2 separate regions of the Mus musculus genome follow, and region 1 is linked to region 2. The links are chromatin loops, found by intact Hi-C in ENCODE. Cell type or tissue: heart. All regions are shown on one strand. Each heading gives the region's core, and the rest is flanking DNA. Links, peaks and the distances in the headings are about the cores only.

Region 1 (16,290 bases), core at 4,457-12,456, 120 kb after region 2:
AAAAAACCTGGGTTTCATCTCCAACCCTGCAAAATCTCTGAACAACAATACAAATAGGTGTGGTGCCATAGCACGGAATGCTAGCATGCAGGAGTGGAAGGCCAGAAGATCAGAAGTTCAAGGTCAAGGTCATCCTTAGTTACATATTGTGAATTTGAACCAGCTTTAGCTACCTGAAATCCTGTCTGAAATAGGCATATGTATAAGTAAATGTATATAATAATTTAAGAATAAAAGGTTATGAATTTGAGAGGGAGTAGGAGGAATTAGAGGGAAGTGGGGAAATGATGTAAATGCAATACTCATATATAAAATTCTCAAAATCAATAAAAACAAATATATCAAAAGTTTGAAAGTCTTAAAAAATTCTTTTTTTAAAATGCACACAAAGGATTCTTTAAATGATGATTCCTTTTAGAAGACTCAGAAACTATTTTCCCAGCTTGGTGGTGTTGGGAAGAACAGCTCATGCTGCAGCCCAGGTTGACCTGGAACTCCTAATGTAATCCAAACTAGTTCCTAGCAATCTTCCGGCTTCAACTTCCTGAGTGCTGAGTTTATAGGTGTGAGTCACCACACCTGACTTCTCACTTGCTTCTCTCTCTCTCTCTCTCTCTCTCTCTCTCTCTCTCCCTCTCCCTCTCCCTCTCCCTCTCCCTCTCCCTCTCCCTCTCCCTCTCTCTCTCTCTCTCTCTCTCTCTCTCTCTGTGTGTGTGTGTGTGTGTGTGTGTGTGTTCAAATCTTCAATTCTTGTAGAATCAACTGAATAAAATACTTCTGGAGTTTCAACTTAAGTCCTCTGGAGTAAGGAAAACATAGGATGTGCTGCTCCTATTACTGCTGCTGCTGCTGCTGCTCCTACTACTGCTGCTGCTGCTGCTGTTCTGTAGTTGATTTTACAGTGTGGTCAGACCTTAGGACCACTGGGCATATTTTTGTGCTTACAGATATACACAAGCATCTTACTTTCAAGGAAATAGTAACTGAATTCCACATCTATCAAACTTTATGCAAAAATATAATGACTAGAACAAAGCATGTGAGTGGTGGCACTGTGAGTCACAGTAATGAGGTTTATGGATACCCTCGGTCTACATGTGTCTGGGGCATGCAGCTGCTGGTTGCTTGTCTGGGCTGCAGCAGTGAGTGGAAAGACAGTATACATGGCCCTCCTGCCTTTGCCTCTTTGCTTTGGAATTTGAGAGGAGCCAACCCCGCAGCAAACAAGCGAGGGATCGTTTTCCACCCATTTTGTCATCTTTATTTCACAGTAACTTTGTAAAAAGAATGAATGAATAAGCACCTGAAATGTGTCCCCAGCATAATAAATTCTCAGAGACAGGAAGAGGAGATTCTACAATTTCCTCTTCCTAAGCCTCAGTAATCTCTCAGAGCATCGCAATCCCCTTGTCGACCTAAAGAAATCCGATCGGCAGCTTACTCATGCTGCTCTCTGTTTCCAGGCCTCTTTTGCAGTGTAAAGTGCTCTCCTGTTTCCCCTCCTCCCTCAGGCACAGTCAGCTGTGCACCCTGATGCCACTGGATAAATAATGCCTCACCCCGCCCCCACACCTGCCCCCTAGGAGAGTGCGCTCATCCATTTATATCTTTGGTATTGTCTCATCACGTATCCTATTTGAAGTCAGTCCTGTGCATTCAACTCTAAATATCCCTGCAGTTCTCACCGAGAGGCCTAGCTATGCCAGCTTAAACTACATAAAGATCAATTTACAGAAGGCAGGAACTATTTATGTTGAAATATTGGCCTGTACTGTCTTGGTCCATTTCCTACAAGTTAGAGCCACACTCCTAATGATATAAAAGTAAAGCCTAATGTTCTAATGTTTGATCTCTCTCTCTCTCTCTCTCTCTCTCTCTCTCTCTCTCACACACACACACACACACACACACACACACACACACACACGCATGCACACACACACACTAGCTTTCCCAATCACATATTTGAGTATAGAGACCAGAAGCTACCATGAACTGTCCTCTGTTGCTTCCAGGGATCGACCAGAATAGTCTAGCAGAGTCTCTGCCCTGGGATTACATGTACCACTGTGCTTGGCTTTATATATAGGTGGTGAGAATCTACATTCAGGTCTGGATGCTTGTCTATCAAGCCCTTTAGCCACTGATCCATCTCCCCAGATGAAGCATTTTATTTAAAGATGAGCACACTGTTCATCGGTCTTCAATATTTGAAAATCATCTATTTTTTTCCAACATAATATTTGTATTGACTATTTGAGAATTTCCCATCATGCACACTCACTCCCAGTCCTGCTAGGTCTGCCCCTACCCGTGTGACCACCACTACCCCCTAAGAAAGAAGAAGAAAACAAAACACAAGTCCAGTTTGTGTTGCCCACATATACTCACTGGAGTGTGGTCAAACTCCCAGTAGCCAGCCCCTAAAAGAGAACTGAGTCCTTCAAAACCAGCACCCCTGCCAGAAGCCATCATTTGTGGAGAGCTACATTTCAGCATCCTTATCACAACTTTTTAAAGAGTTCTTGTTGATGGTTTCCTGTCCAGGCTGATACTTTGGCAGGGATTTGGGGGGGGGGGAGGTGTCACAGACATCTTCTTTGTCTCTTTCTGAACTGCAAGTCTGCAGTCATCGATAACATTGCAGAAGTTCCTTGCCTCTTATAATCAACAAGAACTTCCACTTGGGGTTTGTTGGCAGTATAGACCACAGACATCCACATGGTCTCTCATGTTAACACATACTATGGGCCTCACCTTGGTCTCTGGTAGAAGTACAGACCACAAACATCCACTGGGCCTTCAGTTTTAACATAGGCTACAGACATCAACTCAGTCCCCAGTTGCAGAAGAACCACAGACCCAGGCCTTCACAGGCTACATGGACCACAGACATCAGCATGGCCTTAGAGGGGAGGAGGGCCTGAGGTTCAGAGAGATCCAAACAATTATTCAAGTACTGAAAAGTACTGAATGAACTCAAGCAGGTGTCAAACTTGAGCACCTGCACGCATTGAACTTTCTATGCTTCTAAACTTAAACATTGATACCATTGCATTGATAGTCATCTACTCTCCTGCTCCGATTATCTTTCAGGCAAACTCTAACCAAATTTTGCTACTGCCTGTTCCCTTAGACACCATCTGGAACAATGGTAGAGGAACAGGCTTTCTGGAATAAACTACATAAGTCTTAACAGAAATTTCTAGAAAAAAATAATCTCCAAATAAAGGAAGAATCAATTTGTTCAGTCACCTTTATGTTTACAGCCTACAGCAATATTTCCGTGAAAACCTCTGGTATACTTTCATGCAAGATCCTTTTGGGTGATTTAATGTAGGTTCTTGGTTTATATTTGAAAAATGTCGTTTGTCTCCCTATACTTCTCCCTGTTTGGAACAGTGTGTGTACCTATTGGGACCACAGTTTCACTCCACATACTGAATTACTGAATTGCTTGATTCTCCTTATGTCTATCTCCAGTCAGATGTCTGGCTCAGCTAGCTGCATAAATCTCTTCATCAACAGGGGTGTTATGAGTCTTGAGTTCCATCTGCATATGTGTTACGCTGGCCATAGAAGACAACTTACATAAAGAGAAAAGTACAGTGACAATCAGAATAAGACAGTGGAGGAAAACCGAAGCAAATGTAGCTCAACATTGGCCAAGTCACTTCTCTTCTTAAGCCGTTTCTTCATGTTTCAACTGAAGAGGTTGTTCAACACGGTTACTATTTTCAGTATACTTTTGTGTTCTTTCACTGTCTCTACCACTATATGCACTCAACTAGTGATGAGCGCCAACCTACAAATACCAAGTCCTACTACACTGAAGAAAGAAAAGAAGAGAAGAAGAAACAAACAAACAAAGACAGAAAGAAGGAGGGAGGGAGAAGAAAGAAAGAGAGAGAGAGAGAGAGAGAGAGGAAGGAGGAAGGAAGGAAGGAAGGAAGGAAGGAAGGAAGGAAGGAAAGAAGGAAAGAAAGAAAGAAAGAAAGAAAGAAAGAAAGAAAGAAAGAAAGAAAGAAAGAAAGAAAGAAAGATGATAGTTATATCTTAAATATATATAACTTCTTGGCTTTTTTTTTTTTTTTAATCATAAACACCGACTTCCACTGGAATTCTGGCTTAGGCCTGGCATAGTGACTCACATTTGTAACTCCAGCACCTGGAAGGCAGAGGCATGAGGATCAGAAATTCAAGGTCATTCTTGGCCTAGAGAGTCCCTAACCAGTCTAGGTTACATAAGACCCAGTCAAAAATGAACAAACAGAAAAACCAGGAAGAAGAAAGGCACAAAGGAAAGAGAGATAAGTAAGGGAAAGAGGGATGAAGAAGGGGAAGAAGGAAGAGATGAAGAAAGGGAGGCAGGAAAAGGAAAGCAGGAGGAATGCAAGAACTAAGCAAGAAATTCTGGCCCTGCTTGGTTAATGGTTTGAAATAAAAGTAATTTCCTACCCAAGCCTTCTTTAAGAATCCAATACGGATAAGCCACAGTGTTATGGAGGATGTTTCTTCACATTCATCCTAAGTGTGTCCGTCTGGACTTTGCTCCCATATCAACTCAAAAATGCTTTGGACCCCTTAGATTTGAGAACAAAACACCCATGGAAGGAGTTACAGAGACAAAGTTTGGAGCTGAGATGAAAGGATGGACCATGTAGAGACTGCCATATCCAGGGATCCACCCCATAATCAGCATCCAAACGCTGACACCATTGCATACACTAGCAAGATTTTATTGAAAGGACGCAGATGTAGCTGTCTCTTGTGAGACTATGCCGGGGCCCAGCAAACACAGAAGTGGATGCTCACAGTCAGCTAATGGATGGATCATAGGGCTCCCAATGGAGGAGCTAGAGAAAGTAGCCAAGGAGCTAAAGGGATCTGCAACCCTATAGGTGGAACAACATTATGAGCTAACCAGTACCCCGGAGCTCTTGACTCTAGCTGCATATATATCAAAAGATGGCCTAGTCGGCCATCACTGGAAAGAGAGGCCCATTGGACTTGCAAACTTTATATGCCCCAGTACAGGGGAATACCAGGGCCAAAAAGGGGGAGTGGGTGGGCAGGGGAGTGGGGGTGGGTGGATATGGGGGACTTTTGGTATAGCATTGGAAATGTAAATGAGTTAAATACCTAATAAAAAATGGAAAAAAAAATGCTTTGGACACCAATGACCTACTCATTGTCAAACACGTGTGATTCCAAACTGACTTCTTGCTGAATGTTCTAGTTTGGAGTTCTGGACTTCTCTTTCTGGTTTGGAGCACTGTACTTCCCTTCCTCTCACATCTACTCAATGGGTTCCTCCTCTCATTTTTCCTCAAAGCTTTGTAAACCTGAGATCCAGTCTTTACCTCTTATTTCCTGCTCATAGATAATCTCATCAATACTCATGGTTGCCTAAATGGAATTCTTAAACCTGACTATCTTCTGAGTTCTAGATAGGCACATGACAAACATCTCCACTGGAAATACTCAATATATAAGTGTGTATGTCATTTAAGCCCTGTATTTTACCAAAATTTTATTCAAGCTCTGTAAATGTGCTACATTTATGATTATTTCTGTAATTCCATCCAAGGAATAAGCCATGGCAGTTTAAGCTGCAAGAAGACCAATCTATAAAAGACAAGAACAATTTGCATCTAAAATTTTGGCTGATACTACAGTTGACCCTTCCTTACAGAATCCAGAGCCAAATTCCCAATTAATAATCGAAAAGTGAAACCTGATGTTTGCAAAATATCTTGTTTAGTGCTCTAAGTACACCATATATAACATTTTCAACACTCATAAATCCCTCAATTCACAGCAGGGAAAACTAAATGCATAACATTTATTTATATGGTTAGTTTTATAAATTAATAAGCATATAATCCATGCCCCCTTCTTCTGATTCTCCATCTCCTCCACCCAGTGATAAATGAGCAAGAATATTCTAGGAGATAGAAGTGACCAAGGTTTAGAAGGCCTCAATCTCTTTCCCCTGATTCCTGGAAATGGCCAATATGTCCCTAACACCACTGTTTCTGTATAGGGTGCACTTGCACAGTGTATAACACCTTTCAGCTGGTTCTCTTGGAGTATTTCAGATTGACTTGGTTTATCTTCTCCATAGTTTGTTCCGTCTGTTACTGCTAAGATGTACCCACTGTACAGACAGAACTACCCACATCACATGTTCACTTGCTGAAAAGCATTTTGCTATTTCTACTTTTTGGTAACTGTGAGTAAAATTGGCACATGTGTTTACAGTAAGAGTTTGGGTGTACATAAATTTTTACTTCTACAAAGCAAGTACCATGGAACTCCTTAACTTTTTTGTTTGTTTGTTTGGTTTTTTGAGACAGGGTTTTTTCTCTGTGTAGCCCCGACTGTCCTGGAACTCACTCTGTAGACCAGGCTTGCCTCGAACTCAGAAATCCGCCTGCCTCTGCCTCCCAAGTGCTGGGATTAAAGGTGTGGGCCACCACGCCCGGCTGGAACTCCATAACTTAAACCTGGTAGGAATGCTACCTGAGTGTCGGAACGGTTATTGCACTTTGTGACTGGTGAAAGCCAATGGCTCTGCATTCTTTTTAAAAACTTTTATATTTGTTTTATTGTTGTGGGGTTTTTTGTGCATATGAATAAGTTGCCTGCATGTATGTATGCATACATGTATACCTGGTGTCTGCAGAGTTTAGAACACCGCATAAGATCCCCTGGAACTGCAGTTTGTGAAGGGTTGTAAACCATCTTGTAAGTGTGGGAACTGAATCCCAGTCCTCTACAAAAGCAATGGGTCTTAGCCACCAAGCCACTCTGCAGCCCCTGTCCTGCACTCTTACCCCTATTCACCAGTAGTTTTTATTTTACTTTTAAATTAGCTATCCTTTATTTCCACTCTAATTTTTCTCTCCTGAATGGCTAATGAGTCCTTGTATGCACTTGCTCCTAATTTTTTTTCCCCAGATTGTTTGGGATAATTAGGTTTCTTTGCCTTTCTGAATTATTTTTTAAGCTTTCAAAAGTTGTATTCGGATGTAATGACCAAATACAAAAACAAACAAAATCAAAAATGATGTGTTTAATGGTCACCACTATAGTGTTTCTACTTGTATGTGTTAAAATTTAAGATTCATCCTCTCAGCAAGTTCCAAGCACAGAATGCAGTATGCTAAGGGTCATGCTCATGCCATACAGTCTTCTTGTGTGGATTTTAAAGTCAGCTTTACAGGAGAGCACTTCACTGGTCTTGCAGAGGACCCAGCTTCAGTTTCCAGCACCCACATGGTGGCTAACAATTGTCTGTAACTCCAGTTCCAAGGGATCTAACATGCTTTCTGGCCTACGTGAATACCAACTACGCCAATGGTACATAGACATACATGCAGGGAAAACACTCATCCAAAAAAAAATAAAATAAAATAAAATTTAAAGCTCTCTCCCCTCAAGCTTGTCTACCAGCAGAAAGGGATTTTTCATTCTCTTCTGCTCTGCCCTCACCTGCCCTGCTAATGCCTGAGGGCTGAAGGCTTTCTGCAAAGTCTCTAGTTTCTCTCTACCTCAGGGACTTGCTTAACATTCCCACAGCCCACACTCCACCCAAGGCTCTACTGCCTTAATTTCTCTTTGCAGAGTTTATCATCATCCAACAGTTCTACGGCACTTACCTATTTCCTTTTTCATTGCTTCTCCTGAAATACACAGGCATGCACATGAACACGCCAAGAACACATATTGTAGGTAGCTCAATTTATTTTTTTTTTATCTCTAGAAGCTAGAATACTATATAATACTCACTAGACCCTCTTTTCTTTTCTCCTTTGTTCATCCTTTCTCCTTCCCCCCGAACACTTCACTCTTCCCACCATTCATCTGTGGCTATATCATGGCAAAAAATGTATTCGATCACCGAATCCCAAGGAATAAGATAAACATAGTTCTTTACCTTGCTAGAAACAACCCTTGCTCATGGATAAAGAATATACAATACATTTAACTTATATCTACTAGATCCTGCAGTGTGTCAGGTTTCCCGTGATTAAGATAGTATGCATTAAGATAATCTATATTCTCAAATCACAGTCTAGTTTAATTAAAAAGATATTTAAATATATAGGAAATAAGAGAATGATGCTTGCCAAAATAGTGTTACTCAGTGAGGAAGGAATTAGGAGAGGTTTAAAAATAAATCAGTGTGTGTGGTCAAGGCACTTTCAGAAATAACTATCAATTAGAGGGAAGACTAATAGCCGACTGTGAGTTTGGTGGAGAACTTGTCCCCATTTGAGCAACCTGGGGAGTTGATCCAATGACTCGTGTTCCTTTGACAATGAGTCATGCTTAATTTCACGATAGTTTTGCTGTGTTTGTGGTTATGAAACGATCCTCACGCTACCATTCCTAATATTAGAAGATTCTGTTCTAACCAGTACCAAGTGTCAGTCAAGGGAGTGGGTGTGTGTGGTGTGGGGTTTATTTGTTCTCTGGCAGGCCTGGGTTACAGTGAACTCAGCACTTGCCAAATAAGAAAACATCCTGGAACTTTCCTTAATTTGCTGAATGAGACTAAACAAGAGGTGCTTGGGGGCACATTCAGGGGAACTCAGCGAGCCGGATGGAGGGATTCAGAAGGTGAATAGTAAGAGCTGAAATGTTCTCTTGCAATGAAATTGCCCTTCTGAGTAAACGTTCAGCAAACTGGCAGATCCATAACTCTGGGGTTCAGAGGGCTGAGCAGAGCAATAGCAACAGCACGAAGTTGTCTTGAGAACACAGCCCCAGTTTCTAGACTGTATTTCATTCGTGAACACTTCTGAAGCTCCATTTCTAATTCCATTTACAACCAAAAATGGAAACTTTGCTCATAAAAGGACTCAGTATAGCTGGGCAGTGGGGTCAAATGTCTTTGATGGAAGCACTTGCGAAACAGAGATGTCTGTAAGTTCAAGGCCAACCTGGTCTACAATACGGTGTGAGTTCTGTGTAGCCAAGGCTACATAGAAAAACCTTACCTTAAACTCCACTCCCTCCAAAAATGAGGACACAGGGACCTCACCACTACCACTAAAAATGAGGGCACAATATGAAGACACAGGGAAATGGTAAAGTGTTTGAATGAACTTGAGGGGGGGAAGGTAGGACTGGAGAATAGCTAAGTGGTTGCTGGATATTTCACATTCATTACCCCATCTGATCTGCATCATATTCCTGATGGCTAATAGTGCTTACTTTCTCTATTTTATAAAATGAACACTGAAGCTCAGATAGAGGAGAGATTTCCAACATAAGAGTCAGGACTTGAGCTCTGTTTTGGTTTTAGTTTTGTTTTTGTTGTTGTTTATTGTTGCTGTTATTATTATTGTTCCTCCCTTCTAACTTATATTCTTTCTTCTCCACCTCCTCTGCAAAAAGATCTGGAAAATAAGTTGTAAAGCTCTAGTCTAAAGCCAAGTTTCATGACCTAGGCTTACTATTGGGAATCACTGGGAATTTAACCCTCCAATGGCTGGAGCGTCATATTTGGTGGGAGTATAATCTGGACACTGAGGGTTTTTTTTTTTTTCATTTTAACTTGTTCCTATTGAAAAGAAACTTTTCACTCAATATATTTTGTTCATGTTTACCCCTCCCCCAACTCCTCTGAGATCTTATCCACCTCCCTATCCAACCAACTTCATGTTCTTTCTCTTTTATTTTATTTTTTAAAAGGAAGGAGGGGGAGAGAGAGGGGTTAAAAACAAAACAAGGAAGTTGTCTTCACTAAAGTTTCTATTGCTGTATGAAACAACCTGACCAAAAGCAAGTTGGGGAGGAAAGGGTTTATTCAGCTTACACTTCCACTTCCATCACTGAAGGAACTCAGGACAGGAACTCAAACAGGGCAGGAACCTGGAGACAGGAGCTGGTCCAGAGGCCATGGTTCAGCTTACAAGCTTGCTCTCCATGGCTTGCTCAGCCTATTTTTGTTTGTTTGTTTGTTTGTTTGTTTTATAGAACTCAGGATCACCAGTCCAGGGATGACACCACCTACAATGGACTGCCCCCACCCCCACCCCCATTATTAAGAAAATGCCTTACAACCAGATCTTTTGGAGGCATTTTCTCAATTAAGGCTTCCTCCTCTCTGATGACTCTTGTTTGTTTCAAGTTGACATAAAAATAGCCAGTACACAAACAAAACACCAGTAAGATAAAACATGTCAAAATAAAGCAAAACGAAGTAAAAGCTCCATAAAAATACCACAGAGCTGATTTTGTGTTGGCCAGATACTCCTAGGCACAGAGCCTACACTGGAATGTGGTTGATATACCCATTAAGATTTCATTGGAGAAAACTGATTTTCTCTTTGACAGTTGCAGATAGCTTCTTTGTTAGGGTGTAACCCCATGTCTTTTTCTACTTCTCAATGCTAGAACCCCATCTGGTTTGAACCCGTGCTGGTCTTGAGTATTTACTGTCACAATCTCCCTGTGAGTTCACATGAATATAGATCCTCTTGTGTCTTGGAGTTCTACACCACCTCTGGCTCTTACCCTCTTTCTGACTTCTTTTCTGCATAGGTCCTAGAATCCTGAAGGAAGGAAAAGCTTTGATGAAGACATCCCATTTAGGAATGAATGTTGCAAAGGTTCTCTCACTCTCTCCACATTGTCCAGTTGTGGTTTCTGTGTTAATTCCCATAGACAGCAAGAAGTTTCTCTGATGAAGGCTGAATGAAGCACTGATCTACAGGTACAGCAGTGTGTCTATCCTGAGGCATTAGTGTATTCCTGTGTTCCTTTAGCACAACAATAGTAGCAGGTTTCCATCTAGTCATATCTCTTATCTTGTGTCAGGTTTTTGGCCAATTTATCAGTATCAGGTATGGGTTTCATCTCATGGGGTGGGCTTTAATGCAATTTTTAAAAGTGGTTCATTACCCCCATAACATTTGTGCCACTACTCCATCTTGCAGGCAGGTCACCGTTGTAGGTTGTAGAGTTTGTAGTGGATGATACTGATGATCACCTTTCTCTTCTGGTGGCATGCAGACCTTCCAGGACCATGAGCAATTGTCAATGGGAGTAAGGGTCACGTTTCTAGTTAGACACTAGTTTGACTTACCCCACGTTCAATGACATAAGTAAGTCTCATCTTCAGCAATAATGCCTGCACCCTACGATGTTTGGGGGTTTCTATGGAGCTACTTTGGGCAACAACTCGACAAGATGTAGCTCAATGATAAGACTTTAATGTTTCCAACTTGAGAACAATTATGGAGAAATGATTTAAATTACAAATCTGCTGACCTCTATCATAGGTTTATTACTTAGAATCCCAGATGTGAGGATATTTTATAATATACCTAGACCATTCTAGTAACCTCCCAGACCTTAGGACCACTATGAGTAATTTCAGATCAGGAATAAGACCCACTTCTGTCCTTACCTGTGTACTCAAAGGAAATTGATTTATCTTCAGAACACCTGTGTCTCTTCATCTTAAAATGTTGTTTCTGGTATTTTTCCCACTGATCTCTAGAATGGTCAAAAAAAAGTAGTAATTGTAAGAGTCCTTTAAAAATGATAAGGTGGCACACACTTATAAGGTGTTATAATTCATATACGAGTGTCATTTGATTTTCGCCAACCTGTGCAAATCTTGTCTACCAGACTTGGCATCTGATGACCTGAAAGAATAGGGACAGACTACAGAGTGATGCTGTAGACAATCTTCTTTCATTTTAAGTGCACTTTTAGACATGAACCAACAAAGAAAGCAACGATTCAAGCAAAGTTGTTCAAGTTCAGAAAAACCATGTAAATAAACAGCAGTAAGCACATACCAAATATTAACAGGGAAGTCCTTTCCCAGAACTTTCCCAGGATAGAGCAACTGAAATACAACTGACAGGAATGTACCATAGATTATATCTGAGAAAACATGAAAGCAACGCAGAAAGCCATATTCTGGGTACACTGACCAGATTGGGTTCTGTAGCTATGATCTGATATCCAGCAAGAATAAACATGTCTTATAAATTGAACGTAAATGTTTGTTACAGAAGGCACAAAATCATGTCCAAGAACAATCCAGGGAACAAAATGCACCTGAAGTACAAAGCCCTCTCCCTTGTTTCCCGGAGCCTCCCTCACAGGCATTGCTCACCACGGGTCATTCTTTTGACTGTGCTCTAACAGCCTCTGACTGTTTTTAATCTCTGACATTTACTGGTAGGTCCATAGAAAGGAATCTTACTTTTATAATTCTGCACTAGAAACTCCCTCTTTTATCCTCTTCTCAACCCACAAGGGGCTGGCTGATCAGGATAGCTGCAGATTCTCTTTCCCATCACAGGAAAGAATATACAGAGAAAGCTTGCCTCCATGAGGGGAAATGGAGAGATGAGAACTGTGTAACCTCAACCACAGGCGTTTGTTGTCAAAGATCTGAATTTAACAGAAGGGCTGAAGCATTAGCCAATATGCTTTTTCCCAGCACTCACATTCAATTCAGAAATGAGGCTTCCCATTACCAAGAACATCCCATCCCAGTGGGAGTGCCGAGCTTCTTCCTCTGGGTTTTGGAGTGACTTGGGTGTGTGGCAAAGATACACAAAAGAAGATATTACACAGACATTTTCTAACTCCTGGCTCCTAGTAAGCTACAAATGCCCCAGATTCTCAGGATGAGACACACAGAGGCTGGATTAGTGTCTTGTTTTGTTGCTTGGATAAAATGCCTCTCTTAAAAGCAGTTTGAGCAGGAAGGGTTTGTTTAGGCTTCTAGTCCAAGGATCCAGTCACTCCATCACGGTAGCAGGGGTTTGAGGGGGGTAGTCACATTGCATCTGCAGTCAGGAAGCAGGACAGATGAATGCTGGTACTCAGCTTGCTATTTCTTCTTTTTATTCAGTATGAAAACCCCACCTATGATATTATTTTTCACACATTTAAAGTGAATCTTTCTACTTCAATTAACCTAACTTATATAATCCCTCACAAACATGCCCAAAGATATGTTTCCATGGTTTATCAAACTGAAAAAAAAGTATTAATGATCCTGGGGCCTGATGGCCTTTTGACAGGTTTTGACTCTTTGTCCCTTAGGAAATACTGTCAAACATGAATGTCTGCCCTCTAGACATTCTAACCTCCATCCTTTCAAATGGTATTATGTATATTTAACTATCGATCATCATAGTCCCAAAGGTAGTAAATATTGAGACTCCAAAGAGGAAAACACAGCAGGATAGGATAGGAGAGACCATACCTATATCCCCTTTCCCTGGGGCTTCCTCTGGGGACTGTCTACTACCTTTTTAATGCCAGTGCAGGGCCCACCCACCTGCAAAGCTTTGTTCCAGTGTTTCACAGACAGAATTGATACATTTGCAGATTGTGAAAATATCCAACTAATTTCTGAAGGAAAACCAGACAAAAATACTGAAGACAATATAATAAATAAATACTATTATATAGTTTTGTTTTGTTTTACCATTGACTCTCTTGCTTGTAACATTTGTTAGCTATTTATTGTTACCCAAAATCCTGATGGTAACGGCTACACCCTCTGACACCACTGACAGGAATGTGTCTCTAGCATGCAACTAGGCACCTCAGCGCATATGCACATATACGATGAGGCAACCTTTTCTGTCTCCCAAATTAACCCTCAGAAAGAAAGGGATTATCTGCTGCTTTGTAGTCCAGTGGTAGAATGTTTGCCAAGCCTGTACATGCCCTGGGTTTGAGTCCAAGCCCCAGAGAAAGGGAAGGAATTGTAATTTATTCCATTCTAATATGGTCTTTCAGAATCCTGAGATCTCTAGTAATAGCTCTATTTAAAAACAAACAAACAAATTAATGTATTATTATCCAGTGACCAAATCAATGCTAATTTGGGTGTCTAATTTGTAGAAAATATCAACAAAAAAGTATTAAATAAGAACTAAAGGAAGGCTCCCAATGGAGGAGCTAGAGAAAGTAGCCAAGGAGCTAAAGGGATCTGCAACCCTATAGGTGGAACAACATTATGAACTAACCAGTACCCCGGAGCTCTTGACTCTAGCTGCATATATATCAAAAGATGGCCTAGTCGGCCATCACTGGAAAGAGAGGCCCATTGGACTTGCAAACTTTATATGCCCCAGTACAGGGGAACACCAGGGCCAAAAAGGGGGAGTGGGTGGGCAGGGGAGTGGGGGTGGGTGGATATGGGGGACTTTTGGTATAGCATTGGAAATGTAAATGAGTTAAATACCTAATAAAAAATGGAAAAAAAATCAAAAAAAAAAAAAAAAAAGAACTAAAGGATCTGGAGATATGATTAATTTGGTAAAGTAGTTGCCCAGAATGCATGAACCCCTGAATTCAATTGCCAGCCCCACGGAAACCAGACACTGTAGTATGCCCCTGTAATCCCAGCAATTGAGAGGAGGCAGAAAGATTAGAAATTCAAGGACATCCTCAACTACACAGGAAGCTTGAGACAACCTAATTTACATGAAACCCTCTCATTAAAAACAAAACAAAATAGGAAGGAAGGAAGGAAGGAAGGAAGGAAGGAAGGAAGGAAGGAAGGAAGGAAGGAAAGAAGGAAGGAAGGAAAGAAGGAAGGAAGGAAGGGCATGTGTGTGCACATGTGTACGTGTGTGATGTATGCATGCATGTGTATGCATGTGTGCAGATGAGCTCACCAGACATTAGTTGTTTCCCTTTATCATTCCCTAACTTTTCTCTCTTTCAGAGTCTCTCCCAAAAACTAATCTGTGCTGTTTTATATAGGATGGTTGGCCAGGGAGCTCTCAAAATCTACCTGCCTCTCCTATTAGGTAACATTTTACTCCAAGTTAAAAAAATTCCATCCATGAGGAAGCTCTTTTGACTCAGAAAGTTCTACAGGGAGATTTAATTAATAAGACTCAGAAAATAAACAATTCATAAGTCTCAGGAAGTCCCTCAAACTGACCAGGTACTCAAGACTTCTCCCTCATCAATAATCATAATGAGTGATAGTATGAATTACACCTACAATGAATATTTCACCTCATCAGTTGTGATATTTACTGTTGTCTTAGTTAGGGTTCCATTGCTGTGAAGAGACATGAACGAGTCAGCCTTTATAAGGCCAACATTTAATTGGGGCTGGCTTAAAGGTTCAGAGGTTCAATCCATTATCATCAAGGTGGGAGCACGGAAGCATCCAGGCATACCTGGGGCTGTGGGAGCTGAGAGTTCCATCAGCAGCTAGAAGACTAGTAGGCGTTGCTCTGATGCTAAGGTCCTGTTCCCCAATTGGTCCTTGATCCATCAATAAAGATGCTAGCAGTCAATCAGCTGGGTGAAATAGGCAGAACTTCTAGTTCTCTGAAGGCAAGCTAGCAGACTCAAGAGAACTGGGAGAGGAGAAGGAAGCATAGCAGCAGAAGATAATGCCAACTAGCCATGTGAGGTTTCTGGTTGGGGTAGCCATTGGCCACTCTATCTGATTATGCCTGAGGGTCAGGGGTAAGAGTGCCCAGCCACTGAGTTAGGAAAGGCATTTTAAGATTAACTGGTCTGTGTGTGTGTGTGTGTGTGTGTGTGTGTGTGTGTGTGTGTTATCCCTAAATTCAGGGAAATCTGATAGGAGTGGGTGTTAGCATGCTCTCTTCCTAGAGCTTGAGCTGTGTAGCAAAAGCTACACGCAACAAAGACTGACTTCCAGTCAGTTGGAACAAAGATCTTAAAGCCCACACCCACAATGACACACCTATTCCAACAAGGCCACACCTACTCCAACAAGGCCACAGCTCCTAATAGTTCCACTTCCTGGGCCAAACATACACAAACCATCACAATAGTGAAATGAATAATAACTACCAAAGTCATCAATGGTCACATTCATGATATATCCATGTCATTAATAAACAGCATACCATGTAGAAGGCTCTTACATTTACTTGGGCTATTTACATTTACTTATCACTACAGTAATCACTGCAAAGCTGTTCCAACTAAACTAGGGGTCTAAATCAAAATAATCTATTCAGAATGCCATAGCTGGTCAAGCCCAGTTACCCAGCTCTTGCCGACACTACGTTTTTCAATCTCTAATTCTCTGAAATGTGGTCTCAAATTGTTTGAAGACAAAGTTGATTTTGGCTTCACATTTCAGAGTTGTCTTCCGAAGTCAAAGTGATTTGGTTTTATACAGTAGCTCCAGCTGGTGGCAGATGGAAGGAAATAGAAAGCACTTGTGAAAGGCTGTCTGATATTAACCCAGAACTGCCACTGGTCCCACTATAGATAAAAGCTGTTTTGCTTTTCACA
Region 2 (16,290 bases), core at 4,514-12,513:
AAATCAAATGACATGAATGACTCTAATCTGCTCGATGCATTTGCAGAGTTCTCTGACCTCTGAGAGCAGCCCCTCACTCCCAGACACACAGCCATGACAGCCCAGTCATGAAATTAGAACTTTGCAATACTTCAGGCTTATTCAATTTTTATAGTTAACAAAGACTAAAATATTTTGGGGAGGACTGAGTAACAAGAGGTGGGAATTAAATACGACATCCACATTTGTGACATTAAATTTGTGACATAAAACCGCATACATACATACATACATACATACATACATACATACATACATGGATATTTAGCCTGGAAAGACTATCATGGATATGGTTAACTTTAACATGCTGACTAGCATGGGAAATAGGATGAAGTTTCCATTAGTAACAAACGTCAGATCAAAAGCTATAGCTTACTTAGCCAACATAAAATGTCGCCTTAGCTGTAGAGAGGGGGAAAGAGAGGGAGAGAGACAGAGAGAGAATCAGGTCAGAGGAACAACAAAATGGAAGTATTGCTAAATTACTCAAGTTGGAGTTTAACAAGAGTAATCAGTTTCCACTGGATTAAACCTGCTTAATCATTGAGGAGCTTGGGAATAAGAGAGAGAGACAGAGAGAGAGAGAGAGAGAGAGAGAGAGAGAGAGAGAGAGAGAGAGAGAGAGAGAGGGAGGGAGAGAGAGAGAAAGAGAGACAGAGAGAGAGATGTCAGAGAACAACAACAAAAGTGGAAGTATTGCTAAATTACTCAAGTTGGAGTTTAACGAGAGTAACCAGTTTCCACTGGATTAAACCTGCTTAATCACTGAGGAGCTTGGGAATGAGTTGCATGGTTTGCTCTGTTGCTTTCATCACATTAATGAGCCTCTGTGGTCATTCGATGTGTCTATGAAGTTGTTTTATCATCTGCATTGATTTTATCAATAATATCCCAGCTGCTAATGAAAATTTGAAGTAGGTCTTGGAATGAAAGGGTGAAGTTTTCTCGTATTCATTGAAGGGATTAGCACACTCTAGAAAAGAGAGCAGACACCTTTGAACTGCAACAAGAGACTTCAGGCCTTACCTCGGGTCGGCTAGCATTCCTGGCAACGTTATTACTAGTTTCTCCTATTCTAGTAGCAAGAGTGTTCTATAAGTCAGCCAAAATGAAATGGCCATATTTTCGTAAGCTATTGCTAACACAGTTAACTGAGATTTAAAAGAAAACCGCATACATACATACATACATACATACATACATACATACATACATGGATATTTAGTCTGGAAAGACTATCATGGATATGGTTAACTTTAACATGCTGACTAGAAATATTAGTATTTGATGGGACATGGGCCATTCTTTGAGCTGTGTTAGCTCTTGCCTTAAAGGTCAGTCCTTTAGTTTGGAAGGTTGAAGAGTAACTGTGACCGGCTCTCTTTTAGTTACATTGACCTTTCTTTGGTTGAGCTTCCATGTGAGAGCCAAAGGTTCCATGTGAGAGCCTGAAAGGTTAGTGTAAAGCACCCAGAGCCTACACAGTCCAGCTAGTGAACACTCTAATTGCATCTCTAGCACCAGTCTTAGCATCATCTATTCTTTTAATTTTAGCAAGTATTCTTTCTAGGAAAAAAAATGCAAGTGCCTTGCTTTTTAACACATGATTCATGATAATATATTATTTAAAGAATAAATATCACATTAATGACAAAAATACTGCAGCATTTTACACATTCTATCATTCATTAACAAAAATCTATTTATGTGGCATGACATAGACTCTCCACAAGCCTTTCCCTCAGTTCCTTTTATAACTTGGTAAGCCACAACCTCAGAAGCTCCTAACCTGGCATTTGCATGGCGTCTGCATGCTTGGTAATGACAGTAGCATCAAACTGTAAAAGCTAGTCTTACAATTAACAAATCAAACCAAACACGCACACAAAGCCACCTTTACATTTATTTTATGTACGAGCTGCTATTTGCTTTTAATCATGAAATATGAAGAAAGTAGTTTCCTTCAGGAAAAAAAAAAGATGTTTTCTTTATCCTGAAAACAATCTCATACCAACTGTTAGAGTTAATGACAGGATGTGTCTGAAGCATGTAAATAGCCAAGGAGTGAGTTGGAACAGCTTGAGGTGTCCTCAGTGCACAAGGCTGTGGGGATCTGCTTCTGCTGGGCTCTACTTCACTGCTGTGTATCCTTTCAAACCATTCCTTAGAAACAAGAAGCTGCTCCGGTCATAATGTATGGACTAAGGGGAGATAGTTTTGTTTTGCTTACATGCTCACAATTTGTAAAAAGTCTTTATCAAGTACCATACTATACATTCAATTTATTTAGTAAAGTTGTATCACTTCAACCAAGGCCCAACATTTAAGAAACAGTCTCTGAACTGAAATTCAGTGCACATTTTTTAAAACAGCAGAACCCTTCCCTAAAACCTACTAAATGTGTTCACTTGGTGATCAGTGTCCCTATTCTTCTCCCACTGCACTAGTACAGTGAGTCCCAGACTGATCTTCGGACACCAGCAGCAGCAGCAGCAGCTCTAGAAACTCCTTAGAGTTGTACACTCTTAGGCCCCATTCTAGACTCAAAGACCAGGAGGCTCTGGGGCTGCCCCAATAGTATGGTTCACAAGTACTCGGATTGTGTTGTGAGTATCACTAAAAAGGGAGTCCAACCCTACCAGTCTTCTATGTGTTTATCTGGATAACAGAGTGTTAGCACAGCTCATGGGTTTGGAACTGTGGTCTCTGGTCCTTCTAGGAACTATCTCTTTCCAAGACTCCAGCTCCCCTACCTTCAAGTAGTCTAGATTTCCACTTCCTGAAGAGCAATGAGTACTTAAAAGTGGTATAAGGCTCAGGGTTGCACTGACAGCTTAAAAGCCTACATGGAAATGTAAGCCAAAAAAAGCTCACTCCAGTTTATAGTAGACATTTTGTTCTCTTTCCTTTCAAAGTCACAGGAGTAATGGAGTCAGAATACAGAGCATGCAGTCCTTTGTAACACATTTGGGATGACTCTAGGAACTGAGAGCCAACATGCAGCAGACTAGTAAAGAAAAGCTTAGTTTATCTAAGAAGGTAGGCTGTGCCCTTGACAACAGCCCTGTCTCTACGAAATACTGTTCATAAGTTAAATATGCATGCTGGCCTAATTAGCCATTAACAGGATGAGGGGTCCTAGGCTGACACTCTAGAATGACCAAGTGTCTTCCCTAGTCTTTGTGACTTACCTTTTCCTTGTAGGGATTGGCTTGTGGAAATAAGGCCCTACACCAAGGCCCATGTTCTCTCTCTCTCTCTCTCTCTCTCTCTCTCTCTCTCTCTCTCTCTCTCTCTCTCTCTCTCTCCTCTCTCTCTGCATATTCTAGACATCAAGCTGCATTTGAAGATGAAGGAAGGCTGGCCAAAATTATTTCCCAATTGGCAATATGGAAGATTGAATTATGGCAAACTTAGCTTCAAAGCCAAGAAATCTGGTTAATTCAGCCATAACTAGGCTTGCCAAGACAATCTGAGTCTCTGATCCTCTGCTAAGGCCTTCTCTCACTCTTAGGGAAGGTCAAGCTGGAGTGTCTTGGGGTAAGATTTTAGTCCTAAGGCACTCTATGTACTCTATTACCCACACTGACAAGAGATTACAAAAGAGATTTCTGACATGCTTTCATGATGGAGAATGCCTAGAAATGTTCTACATCCTGCCTCCCTCCTTTCTTGAGCCTCTTTTATTTGGCAAATGCTACAAGGCTGTGACACCTCCAGTCAGTACAAAGGTCGTGGTGGCTAGGCCCCCAAGAGACTTTTCGCTTTAAATGCAGCTTATATAGTTTTTATTTTTAACCGAATATGTAAAAAATAAAAAAATTTAAAAAAGTATGCCTTGGCAAAGCTGACCAGCGTCAAGGGGTGAACTTTTTCTGCCTGGTTCTAAACTTAATTTGAAGCTAGCAAGACAATGCTGCTAACCTGTTGTGCTTTATTTCTTTCCTACTTGCATGCTCTATTACGTGGTGCCTGGCAGAAAGAACTCCAGCAAGTAACTAAGTTGTGGTGACAGGTGCCACGTTAAAGTGCTGGATTTACATCCCATTGTCCCGGTTTCAGAAGTCTTTGTAACAAAACGGACTCTCAATTCACTTCTGGTGGTCATTACACCTTTGCCAAGGATGTGCGCGTCCCAGCATGCCTCTCTGCCACGTCCGAACACTAAGTCCATCTCTGCTGTCTTGAGAGCTAGGTGTCTCACAATTAGATGTGGGGATGGCATTCTGAACGACACTTTGGTCAGCATAGGGGACCAAGCTCATTGGCATGCCATGGCCTGGAACCCTCATTCCAACCTCCAAGCTTTGGATTATTCCTGGCCTAGAGTTCTTCAGGCCTGAATCTGTCAGAGATCTGTTTACCATATAAGTCTATCTTCTCCTAATGCTATTTTATACCTGGCTTCCCTTTTGATGCTCTCCAGGATCTGTGTCCTCTGGGTCCCATCTTCTCACCTATCAGAAGGCAGACACTACGGCCATTAAGGTTACAGAGTTTGAAGCCTGGCCCGTGCGTCTGAATTTCAGCCCTGCTATTACAGCTCTGTGACTAAAGAAAAGTCACTCACCTTATCATGTCTGTTTCCTCCCTTATAAATAAAACAGGTTAAAACATGCATACCTTAGGATATTGTGCAAATTAAACAAGGCAATACACATAAAGCTTTGAGGGGAAAAAAACAAGGAGCTCACAGAAAAGCCTCAGAAAACATCACAGATCCTTAGAGGACATTCTGGTAAGTGGCTGTTGCCTGGCATAGACCTTAGAGATCCCTCTGCTGTTCTGTGGTTCCTGGGAAGGATCCCATGTTGTCTGTGCAGCACTCCAGACTACTTTGGTTTTTTTCTAGAAAGTAAATTCCTGTTTATCCACTTTTGTGTCAGTTAAGAAGTAGCCACTCCACATACATAGGCAAATGGAACAGAAAACTACAATAAACGGTGATTCTCTGGAATTCATATTTCAAATGTTATCCATTGTCCCTAAGTGTCTGTGCCAGACAAATAGCAAGGGCTGAGGCAGCAGTAGATGGATGAATTCATGTCTCAAAGAGAAATGGAATCACTGTCACATCTCTGAAGGTGGTCAAAGAAGAGCCTGCCTCAGTCTCCTGTCGCATCTTAAACATCCATTCCATCCCTGATCACAGAAAACTCTCGAATACCATAAACATTCCTAACACCTGCATAGAGTAACTCACATCACAAAATTTATGATGGATTGGTCGCACCAATACAAAGAAACTAAGACACAAAGGAAATTTCTGCCAAAGTTCTCAGTGTTTATGAGTAATGGAGCAGGGCTAGATTTCATGTAGCCTGCATCTGCAGCCACTATCCTAACTCCTGTCAAAATTAAAAGAACATGAACGAAACTGGGAAAGTACAGGGGAGAGGGGGAGGAGAGGAGGAAAGCAAAGAGGGAGGAAGACGGAGAAGAGGAAGGGGGAGGAAAAAAGGAGAGGGGGGGGGACGGGAAACGGAGAGACTTGAGCTTCCGTCAGAAAGGAAGACCACTAATGATGCTTATTCTTTTCAACTTCAAAAGAGCACTGACTGGCTCTTTTAAGGGTTAACAGGCAAATAGGCTCATATTGCATGAAGGCCCCTCCCAAAGTGTATGCAATGCTGCTGGCTCTACGCTGAGCAACACTAGGGCAGGGTTCCCTCTACTTTAAGCCAGCTGTTTTCAATACCTAGAAATGAGACAGCTGTCATCCCTTCAACTTTGTAACAGATCTGAAAGGCTTCCTGTGAGTTGCTGGGATTGGGTAGGTGAGCGTTTTAGAACTACTTCCTAAACTCAGGAATGCTCAGTCCTCCAGAAGTCAGTGTTCTTTGAGTGGTACTTAGGACTGGCATCATGTGTAATAGGCAAGTACACTACCACTTAGCAACACATCCAGCCTGCCCAGGTCAATACTTTACAGAATTATTTAGTACTTATGGTTGGTAGAGAAGAAAAAGGACAATGGTTCGAACCCTGATAGGTCTGCAACAGTCTTGGACACCACCACCTACTATCTCTCTCCTCAGTCTTCCATATATATATCATACCTCTCTGCAAAGTTCTAACTGAATTCATATTTCACATGGTTATGTTCTGGGTGATCACTTCCAATTGACAAGAACTGACCCAAAAGATGAACTTGACTTGCTTTCCTGATTTCCCAGTTTTTCGAGAACAGGTCTGTCAGGTGGTGGAGGTTCTGACACCAAACTCAAGGTTCAGCAGACACAAAGCCTGAAAGGGTGATACATCTTCTATAGACACTAACCTCGGAGTGACATCCATGGACTTCAAACAGATGATCCAGTGAGAAGCCGGTAAAGGATGGGTGTCCTAAGTGTTAGTTAAACACCAACGAGGAAAAGAATTTGAGAACAGACTCTAATAGTACATCCTTAAGTTGTATGAGACACCAGAGTCTCTGCTTTCCATGCTCTGTAAAATATAAACCAGATGGCCATGTAATTATAGACATGGAAACTGACAACACAGGAGCCTACATAGGTTTTCTGAGTTATCACAGTTAATAAATAATATAGTCAGATTTGAGCTAATATCCCTATTGTACAAAGGCTTCAATCTTAACTTATGGCTCTCAATATTGACATGTACATTTGAGTCACACAAAGAAGCTTTAAAAGTTCTTATGCCGACCTCAAACACGGGCAAGTTAAATTAGAATCCTGACAGTGGAACCCAGGCAACTGTATTTTCCAAAAGTCTTCCCAGTGGTGGGTTCAGGGTAAAGTATTAACCAGGGTTCTGCTTCCTCTGAGTCAGCTAATGACTAAGATCATGGAATTCTAATGGTTGATCATTAGCCAAGCAGGACCCCAGGTCTAGAGTCAGCTAAGCATAAGTGCGTGCATAACCACAGCGACAAGAGACAGGCACTCTAGACGCTAGGAGCAACCTCTGGAGTCATGACGGGACACTGGAGAGTCCAGGTTAACCCTGTAGTATTGGGCCAAGGTCTATCAACTCCTGCAGGAGCCCTGAACAGGAACAATATAGGCACAAAGGCTGCAAGGAGTCTGAGTCTGCAGGTGAGGGTCCTTGGCCTAGCAGTGTAGAGAATGAAGCTACAGGAGTTCCTCACAGCCAGGTCATCAGCTGCTCTCAGCCAGTAACACACCCCAGTGTCGTTTCACTACTGCCTGGCTTACTCTGTTGGCCTCCAAAAGGCTTTAAATGGTTCAACTGGAAGAACAAAAACAATCTATCATGACTATTTGGAGGATTTTCCCTATTTTCAAAAGTGACCATTAAAATACTCTTTGCCTTTGTCTTCTGCTCCTTCAGATATTTTTGTCTGTCCCCCTCCCCTACCGTAAACTGCCAAATAGGCAGTAGTGATTGACACTTAGAAGAAAGAATAAAATCTCTGAATCCTATAACCCCTTCCTGGAGGGCTCCTTTTAGCAGCAACGCAGGACATGCCTGGCTTAGCCAGGCTAATCGAATTTGGCAGATGTACTGTGTCAGCAGGCACCAGGGTGCTAATGCCCCAGGTCAGCTGCTTGAGAGGGTAAGTGGGCAAATGCCTGGCTTCTTCCCCATGTTTTCAGAATAGGAATCCGAGTCCCAGTAATCATCTCGACTGTGGGACCAGAGGCTATTTTGGGCCATCTCTTATCCAATGGAAAGTTAGGGGCGGTGTCATTTGAAACTGCCAAGGAGCATCTGATTTCACCCTTATCCGGGACATGTCCCCAGAGGAAATGGGAGCAATGTCAAGGAGATCAAAATGCAGGTGTCAGAATTTCCCTTTGTTTGTATTTCTGGGCTCTTTTTCATCTCTTCCTTCCATTTTCAGCTTTTCTTTCCATTGCTTTGGCTAAGGTGTTCACTACAGCTCACCTGGAATATAGCAGCCTCCCAGTGGTCTCTACAAACACACACACACACACACACACACACACACACACACACACACACACACCCTGCCCCTGTGTTGTCTATGGCTTACCTCTTGCCTTTTAGGATATTATCTTTCTGAAGGTTCAATGGAAATGAGTGTGAAACTGCTTTGTATCAATCACACTGTGCAAGTCACCATACCCACTTATACACAAATGTACTCATGTGGAAAAAGACACAAGGATGCAGTCTTCCCTTGAGGGAATAAAGTCCAGTGCTTTTGCAAGGGATAAAATGGAGCGGGAGGAATGTTTTAAATCAACAGTGTTTTAAGGCAGTGTGTGTGTGTATGTGTGTGTGTGTGTGTCTCTCTCTCTCTCTGTGTGTGTGTGTGTGTGTGTGTGTGTGTGTAGCTTCAAATGAGTACCCCCCAAGCATTCATGGTGGCCTGGTCTGCTTGGTGATTGCATGTCAGAAACAAATGTAGACTGTAGCTCTAATTATGGCCATTTCTCATGGAACTAATGCTGAGAGAGGCTGTGAGGCAGAGGCAATTACTGGTATAACCAGGAGATAAATTCAGAGGACATATGCTCTCTAATATATCTTAGTGATAGATGGACAGATTATATAATCTTTCTCCATTTAACACGTGGAGTGGCTCATCATTACTGACAGAGTGCACATCAGTCACAGTGGCATTCATGACTTTTATGATATGGCTTCAGGTTATTCTCCCCATCATATACTCAAACAACTCATTACATACCTTACACTGCCCTCCCTTTCCACATCTTCCCTCTCGCTATGTGGAATCTCTATGTAATCTATGCCTTTATTTCTTTTATGCTTCCTTCCTGGATCATGAAAAGTCCTAGCCAGCTGTAACCTAACTGTGGAAGCTCCCTCCAAGACGGATGACCCTCCTTCCTCAAAAGCTATCAACTGCCAGTTAGATAGCTTCCTCAGTTAGATATAGGATCTGCAGAGTGCCTCCCCATCTACGCAGTAATTTTGGCTGGCTTTATCTTATGCAGGTGACCATAGCTGTTGTGAGTGGAGGACTACAATAGCTGGGGTGTATCTAGAAGACAGTAGTCCTCCACAGGTTCTGCACTTTCAATTCTTCTATCTGCCAATCCTGCCTGTAATGTAGTAACCCCATGTGCATCTTCTCGTAGAAAATCTTGGTGATTGACTATTTTCCATTCTCACCAAATCTATTCAAAAGCAATTCACAACAATTCGAAGTTAACCAAATGCTACAATTACTTTTCAAAATGCTCAGGATTTCATTTTCAGAAGTTTTAGACTAGCCTGATAAGCCATTGGTTTTGGTCAGAAAAAAAAAAAAAAAAAAAAAAACATCACTACATGTTCTTTTGACTCTTTTCTGCCATAGCTCTCAGCTTTGTGCTCTGCCTCCATTTTACAATAGAAGATGCTTCCACCTTCCAAAATCAGACTCAGCCCAAGGCATCTTATGCGCCATTGTGAACTTATCAAAGCAGCTTTTCAATTAATCACATCTTTCTTCACAAAGGAATCTTCTTCTTCCACCCTCATTTTTCTTTAAATGTCACATGCTACAGAACCTTGAAGACTCCCATGAGGCTTTTGGGATTCCTCCCTTGAAATAGTAACTACTTAATAGACAGTAATTATCTTTATGCTGGCCAGCACTCTTGTTTTACCACTCTTCTTCTCTTAGGTACTAGATATTTCCATTCATCTGTTTGTCTGCCACACTCCAGCCATCCACCTGTCAGAAAGCCCTCAACATGTATGTTTTAAATTGAATGTTCATAGGATAATTGAATGAACACTACATTGTGAGTATATCTGCCCCTAAATAGCCATAAAATAGCAGTACATCTCAGCAATAAAAAGAATGTATTTAAAAGCCTAAATGAATAATTCTTTTCTCTGGTTATATGTTGGTCATCTGGGTGTTTAAAAGAACACAAAAACATGATGTCTAGACAGTATTCCAAGTCAAATGAAGCAGAGCCCCTTCATCAATTTCATCAATATTGTTTTGAAAGCTCCTAAGTAATTTTGCCAGACAGCAAGATTGAAAAGCATATAATTTTTTTTGAAATTCAATTACTATTATTCTGAGTCTAATCCATGACAGGTGAAAAACAACAGGTAATAGGGAGAAGCCCTGTGGATGCCTTTTGGTGTTTTTCTAATAATTTGCATCATGCTTTCACACAAATGTATATACATTGACACATAAACGTCACACAGTGTGGCCACTGAGGTTTTAGATGTTTCCTCTTTATAACTGGGAAGAACAAGATAGTTCCAAAATGCAGTGCAAATAGGTGGTGGCGTTGGATTTAGTGAGATCAGGTTTTGCTTCAACAGGATTTCAACTCTACATTCACTATGTGGGGGCTCTGGTTTCACCAGAATAATGATAGGACTTTGTGGGAATAAAACAATTAAGAACTTGCTGACGGTGAATTGCTCCATCTCACACATCCCCATCCCTACTACACACCAACCTGAACAGAAGAAAACTAAGCAGTTGGTTTCTTCTTGGTTTGGATACATTCCACTTGATGTTCTTCCAGGCATTGTGAAGTAGAATTCCTTTCAGTATATGTGACTGTAAAGAGATGGATTCTTGAAATGGAGACTTTGGGAAATGAGGATAAACATGAGCAGGGAGAAAGCATGGTCCTAGGAGTCAGTCGACTGGAATTCTTGACCTTGCTCTGACCCTCTCCAACCATGTAAACTGGGCAAGTCCCATCATTTCTTCCAGTCTTGGTCTCTGCAGTACATTTATGCTGCCATAACAGAAGACTCAAGACCAAGGTTTATAAACTACAGAAATTTATTTCAAACAGTGCTAGAGACAGGGAGGTGTAAGGTTAAGGCACCAGTGGGTTCAGCTCTCTGGTGAGGGCTGTTCTCCAGATCTAAGACAATGCATTGATGCTGCATCTCCCAGAAAAGGGGGACATTGTATCTTCACATGACAAAGAAACAGAGAGGGTCAAACTTGCCCTGACACACTCCTTTATGGCAGCATTCATTAATTCAGAGCTCCCTTTATCCCAACACTCCCGAAGTCCTACCTTCCAAGGCTGTTGGAGTGGAGCTCAAATCTTAACACACTGATTTTGGGGAGACACATTCATGCCACAGCAAGAAAGTTACTAGATTTCAACATCTTAAGGTTACCGTTGGCATCTAAAAACCTCATTGATTTGAGATCTTGAAAGAGTACATGAGAGTGATGTTGAAGATATATGAGCCATTTCTTAGAAGCTAAGCTCTTCTCCAAAGCGTGGATTACTTATGCATTCAGATAATGCCTTAAAAATCTAATCCATGTTCTGCCTTTAACTGGTACTACATTCTTGAAAGCAGTTACATTCCCTCTGAACGTCAGCATTCTCAATCATGAGCTGAATGTTGCACTAAGTCATCTCTACTACCTCTTTTAACCCTGCCAAATGGTTATTAGGAGCCTGGATGGCTGAATATGAACTCTATAAACATAAACCAAAATTTAAAGTATGAAGATGTCAGAATTAAAGAAAAGCAAACATCAGTTGCCTAGTAAAGACAAATGAACCAATAAAGGAGAGAGGAGGAAACAGAAGAAGAATTCACAGGTAAAGTTCAAGTTCTGAACCTATTTACCCAACTGAAGAAAAAAAATGTCTCTAATTATATTTTAGTTTAAATGCATAAAGGGCATCACATTTTGTAAAAATAGCTTGAACTCTTAAAATAAGCACAGTGCTTGCACAATCAATCCCCAATGCTGATTTTAAACAAAACGTTCTGGGTTTGTTTTTCCGTATATTGATGTGACCTTTGTTGAAAGAAAACCATGCAAGTAAATAAAGTGATTATTTTACTGATCCATACTGAGAAATAATCACCATATCTCAAATCTCAGATCTTCATTTTTATTCTACTCCTTTTGTCATTTGATCATTTTATGAGCCATTCTGGGACTTGATCTTAGGTGTGCACATTCTGTCTGGTACTTAAAACCAATCTGATGGGTTCAGTTAGGGCTTCAGACTTCAGCAGACACTGCAGTCCTACACATGCCCCAGTTGCTTCAACTACTGAACTAACCTGTCTGCTTCTCATCAACATGTGTACTTTTTAACATGTGGACTTTCATACTCCTACATAAATTAGCCATTTTAGATTCAGACCCATTTGCATCTCTTCCTTGAGACATCTTTGATACCCTAACCAAGAAACAGTCTTCCGTTCCTGACCCTCAGTTTACAGTGATACCTATGTCACAGGACTAGGATCTGACCCTATAAGATTACATGTAAAATAGCAGTCAATATTGTCTTGACTGCAGGTCAGATACTATCAGAACCTGATACTTATTAAACTCCTGACATTCATTACAACTATTAGTAAGCTCCCAAGTGATCCATAAGGAAACTGAACTATAAAGAGCATTAAAATCTTATTCAAGAGCCTGGAGAGGAAGCTCAGCCGTCAAGAGCACAGACAACAGGCAGCTCACAGTTGCCTGTGACTCTAGTTGCAGGAAATCTGATGAGCTCTTCTGGCCTCTGCAGACATCTGTATGCACAAGATGCACAGGTTTGCACTCAGGCCTACACACAGACACATAAAATAAACAATACACCTTTCTCCTTAAAAAGACATTTGTTAAACCTTATAGATAGAAAGTACGATGACTCCACAGCCACCGTTTTTGACCACTGTGCTATGCTGCCTGTGCTGTATACATGTTAATTTATTTTTACATGTAAATTAATTTCCTCATAGAACTGGGTGCACTGGTGTCAGGAAATAATCAGAAAATAATTATTGAATACAAAGACTTGATAATTTCATTTGAAGGAACCAACCTGCCTCAGTGAGTCTCTGTTGCTTTCTAGAGGGTGCATTTGTACTGAACTATCGAGCCACACTGGGTAGGAAGGCTTTGGCTAGTGCCCTCCTGCAGGTTTATTTCTACTCTATCCATTCTCAAGGCCAAGATCCACACATCCTCGTCTCTTGGAAGAAAATATTTCATTTCAAAAATTTGTTCTCTTGCCAAAGAAACGTCAACAGCACTGAAGACATCAAAATATTTCAGAGGGAACGTTCTCATTAGGAAAAGATTACTGTTTTTCTGTGTGACCTTAGGCAAGCCACCTCATGTCCCTTAGACATCTCCTCATCCGTAACATGACAGGGCTGAACATAATGATCTTTAAGCTCTAACAGTTCGTGATTCTATGTTGTTATATGTTTTTTCTTCTTCTTCTTTGATATCTTGAGATGTGCCTGGAGGCCCCACAGGATGCAGAACTGCAGTAATATGATCTATAGAGGATATAGTTGCCAAAGGTAAAGAACAAAGCAGAAATAAAAGGATATTTGCTTAAACCGTTCTTATTTACATCAGGACTCATGAATTTGCACCTACAGAGGGGTTTTCACGATTTTTCAAAGGCTTTACCACCATTGTTAGGACGGCTCCCCAATATTGAAATAAAAGCTGTAACAAAAACACTGAAAGACAAATACAAAGAAAAGCTCACTTTATCTGTATATCTAGCATTTAGTCAGCATCCATCACTTTTTAGCTCTGTAAAGAAGCTTTAAAAAAACACACTCTAAGCCCAGAACTACTGCCACTTAAAGGGAAAGGAAGGTAAATACTTGCTGCTACAAACGAAGAGTATGAAAATACGAAGCAAAGAACGAGGGCCAGACACAGGCCAAGAGTTCATTCCAGGACTTTCTGCCACAGTACTAATCCCTCCCAAACGTGCGATGCCTCCGAGTTTCCAGAACGTTTAACGTACATTAACTTTAATCTTTAGAATACACGTGCATTGCCATCAATACAGATGAGGAGACTGATGAAGAATTATAAAAGCGGTTGTTTTTATTTCAAGGAGTTGGCTTAATACAAACTCGGTTTTCAAATAAAGCTTTGCTAGCTTCAGACCCTGCTTCTTGTCACTTTTTCAAGACTGTTTATCTGAGCTCAATGTAAATCAGAGAAGTGCTGGATATTTCTGTTAATGTTGGGAGGAGTAAGAAGAGCAAAAGTGCTGGGATAAAGTAGGGAAGCCCAAATACATGCTCTACACTGAAACATTTTAAATAGGATAGGCATCTTCCTTTCCAAGAAATTGAGGTGCAGCATATAGACAGTGGTGACCTCACATCTGGAAACAGGTGTGCCTGGCTCTAGAGATTAAAAGCATTCATTCTGATTAGAACTCTCATCTCTACATAAATATTGGTCCAGCCAGCTGCTCAAGCCTGATGTCTTCACTGTGATACAAGACTAATAATAGCAGTATGCAATGGTATGATTTTGTGTATATAACAGGTAGACTCATTCTTTTATGTTTAAACCAGTATTTGGTACAACAGTAAAGAATCAGCAGCTCCCTGCTACACTTCAACGCTTATCCTGAGTTTTGCTTCTTTTCTCCTCAAATGTACAAGGGACTATGAGTTGAAGAGAACCTATGATGTGGTAAAATAGATTTTTGTGAAGCTGTCCTGAACACATTGGCCTTCTCTGTAGACTTTCTGATCCATCCGTCAGATTTAGTGGACAGGCAGAGCTGACTTCATGAGAGATGAACTCTGCCACGTCTGAACAGATGCAATAGCAGTAAGATTCTCCCTACTGGGAATTTGAGATTGGAACAAATACGACAAGTCTTACATAACTCTGAAACTATTGAATTTAAACAGAAGAACAATGGGGCAGGTGTGTCCCACTTTAAATAAGGGGCAAAGAGAAGCCATCTGCAGGTTGAAAGAAGGAAGACAGAAGAGGAAAATAGAAGCCAGACAGTTTCAGATCTTGGTCTGTTCTGAAGTTGTGGCTATATCCCTGTCTTGGAATCTACTTCTGTTCCCTCCTGGTTGCTGAGGCTGTCCCAGGGACTTACTGCAACTGTACCTGAGGGATTGTGTAAGTGTGTTCCTCTGCTCGTATTTCTCAGGAGTGGAAACCTGGAGGCACAAGGCCTGCTTGTTTAGTAAAGAGAACACGGAAGCTGAATAGCAAGCACCCAAAGGAACACTTAAGCCATTCTGTATCTGAGGTGTGCTTGTGTGGTCAACCTATGTCAGGTGATCTGAGCTTTGGGGATACACAACTACACAAAGTGTTGTATCCTAAGATTCCAGGGATTCTAACGACTCTGAACAGCATCCACCCCTGAGACCCATCACACTCATGCGGACATGATAGGAAAGGATGTGAACGGGGAAGTAAAGAGTCTTCTGGGAGAAAGCTATAGGGGAGGGCCACTGTCATCCAGCCTGCATGTGGCAACAAAGCATTCATTATCAAAGGAGTGACCAACCTCCAACTCAGCGTTGTATCTCGAAGCCATGCTCCCCATAGAATTGTCTCTTTATCCTGCAGAGCAAGGGAAGAGAAGAGGATACACAAGGGGAAAGCTGTTCTGTGATAAGCACCAGACATCTATTCTACCCTCCATTGTGTGGAACCCAAATGACCTTAATACCTCCTGGCAGTGGTTTCATCTAGAACACTGTAGTCCTAGCAAAAGTTGCCAAGGAGTCTTGGCAGAATGAGGAGGATGCTATATAGAAACCCAGAGGGCAAAATATCTGGGATCCATGGAGCAACCTCTGTGGGCCCTCAGAAATAATTGGGAAAGGGGAAATTTTTAAAATAATAACAGAAGAACTGCAAGAGCAATTAAAGGTGAGGAGGAAGTGGGAGCAGTAAAGCACAGGTTAGAAGCAGCAATAACTCAGGGGACATAAATATGCACTCAGGCAACCGCAGAGATTGGGACCAGATGACCTGAAAGAATTTAATGAAGCTGAAAATGCAGGCCAGTGATGTGAAGTGCAGATGGCTGCTGAATTGCTGGACTGAGAGTCATCCAACCTCTCTCTCTCCCCTTCATGCAAATGGTAACCTTGGTGATAGACAAAGAAGTTTCTCCTATTCTATTTGAATGTCACTGCCTACATTCTGATTAGAGATTCAGAGATCAGAGAGGGTGCCAACACATAGGGTAAAGAAACAAGGCTCTGCTTGGATTCTCCTGGTGTCACAAACAGTGCCTGATATAATAATAACTACGAGATATCTGACAGGTTATCAAGTGCCCTAAGGGTACAGAAAAATGTGGGTGTGAGCCACGTGCAGATGGAGATGCCAGGTCAGGCCAGAGTATAGAAAAACAGACTTGGATTTTACAGTCCAACAACTTGGAACTAAAGAGACCCAACCTCAAAGTATGGTGCTACCTCTTACCAACCATGTGTATATCATAAGTTAACTTCCCCGACTTCCTGCTTTTTTTCTGTAAAACTGGAATAATAATGTAAAACCACGATAGTTAAATGAAGTGT

The links. Peaks named below come from ENCODE experiments on the same cell type or tissue, not always from the same donor. Only the 100,000 strongest peaks of a DNase experiment are listed, where the experiment ranks them.
Region 1: it touches region 2 in a loop (2.3-fold over the local background); 1 of 42 quality-filtered maps calls a loop at or near these places.

The regions. Positions count from the first base shown.
Region 1 is chr2:109,847,423-109,863,712 of GRCm38, forward strand. No RefSeq gene overlaps it. Among named protein-coding and RNA genes, the nearest start is that of Lin7c, 35 kb to the right of the region's middle. In heart, for the core only: no CTCF peak of the experiment used is centred there; no DNase peak of the experiment used is centred there.
Region 2 is chr2:109,727,983-109,744,272 of GRCm38, forward strand. No RefSeq gene overlaps it. Among named protein-coding and RNA genes, the nearest start is that of Bdnf, 43 kb to the left of the region's middle. In heart, for the core only: no CTCF peak of the experiment used is centred there; a DNase peak (open chromatin) is centred at 7,609.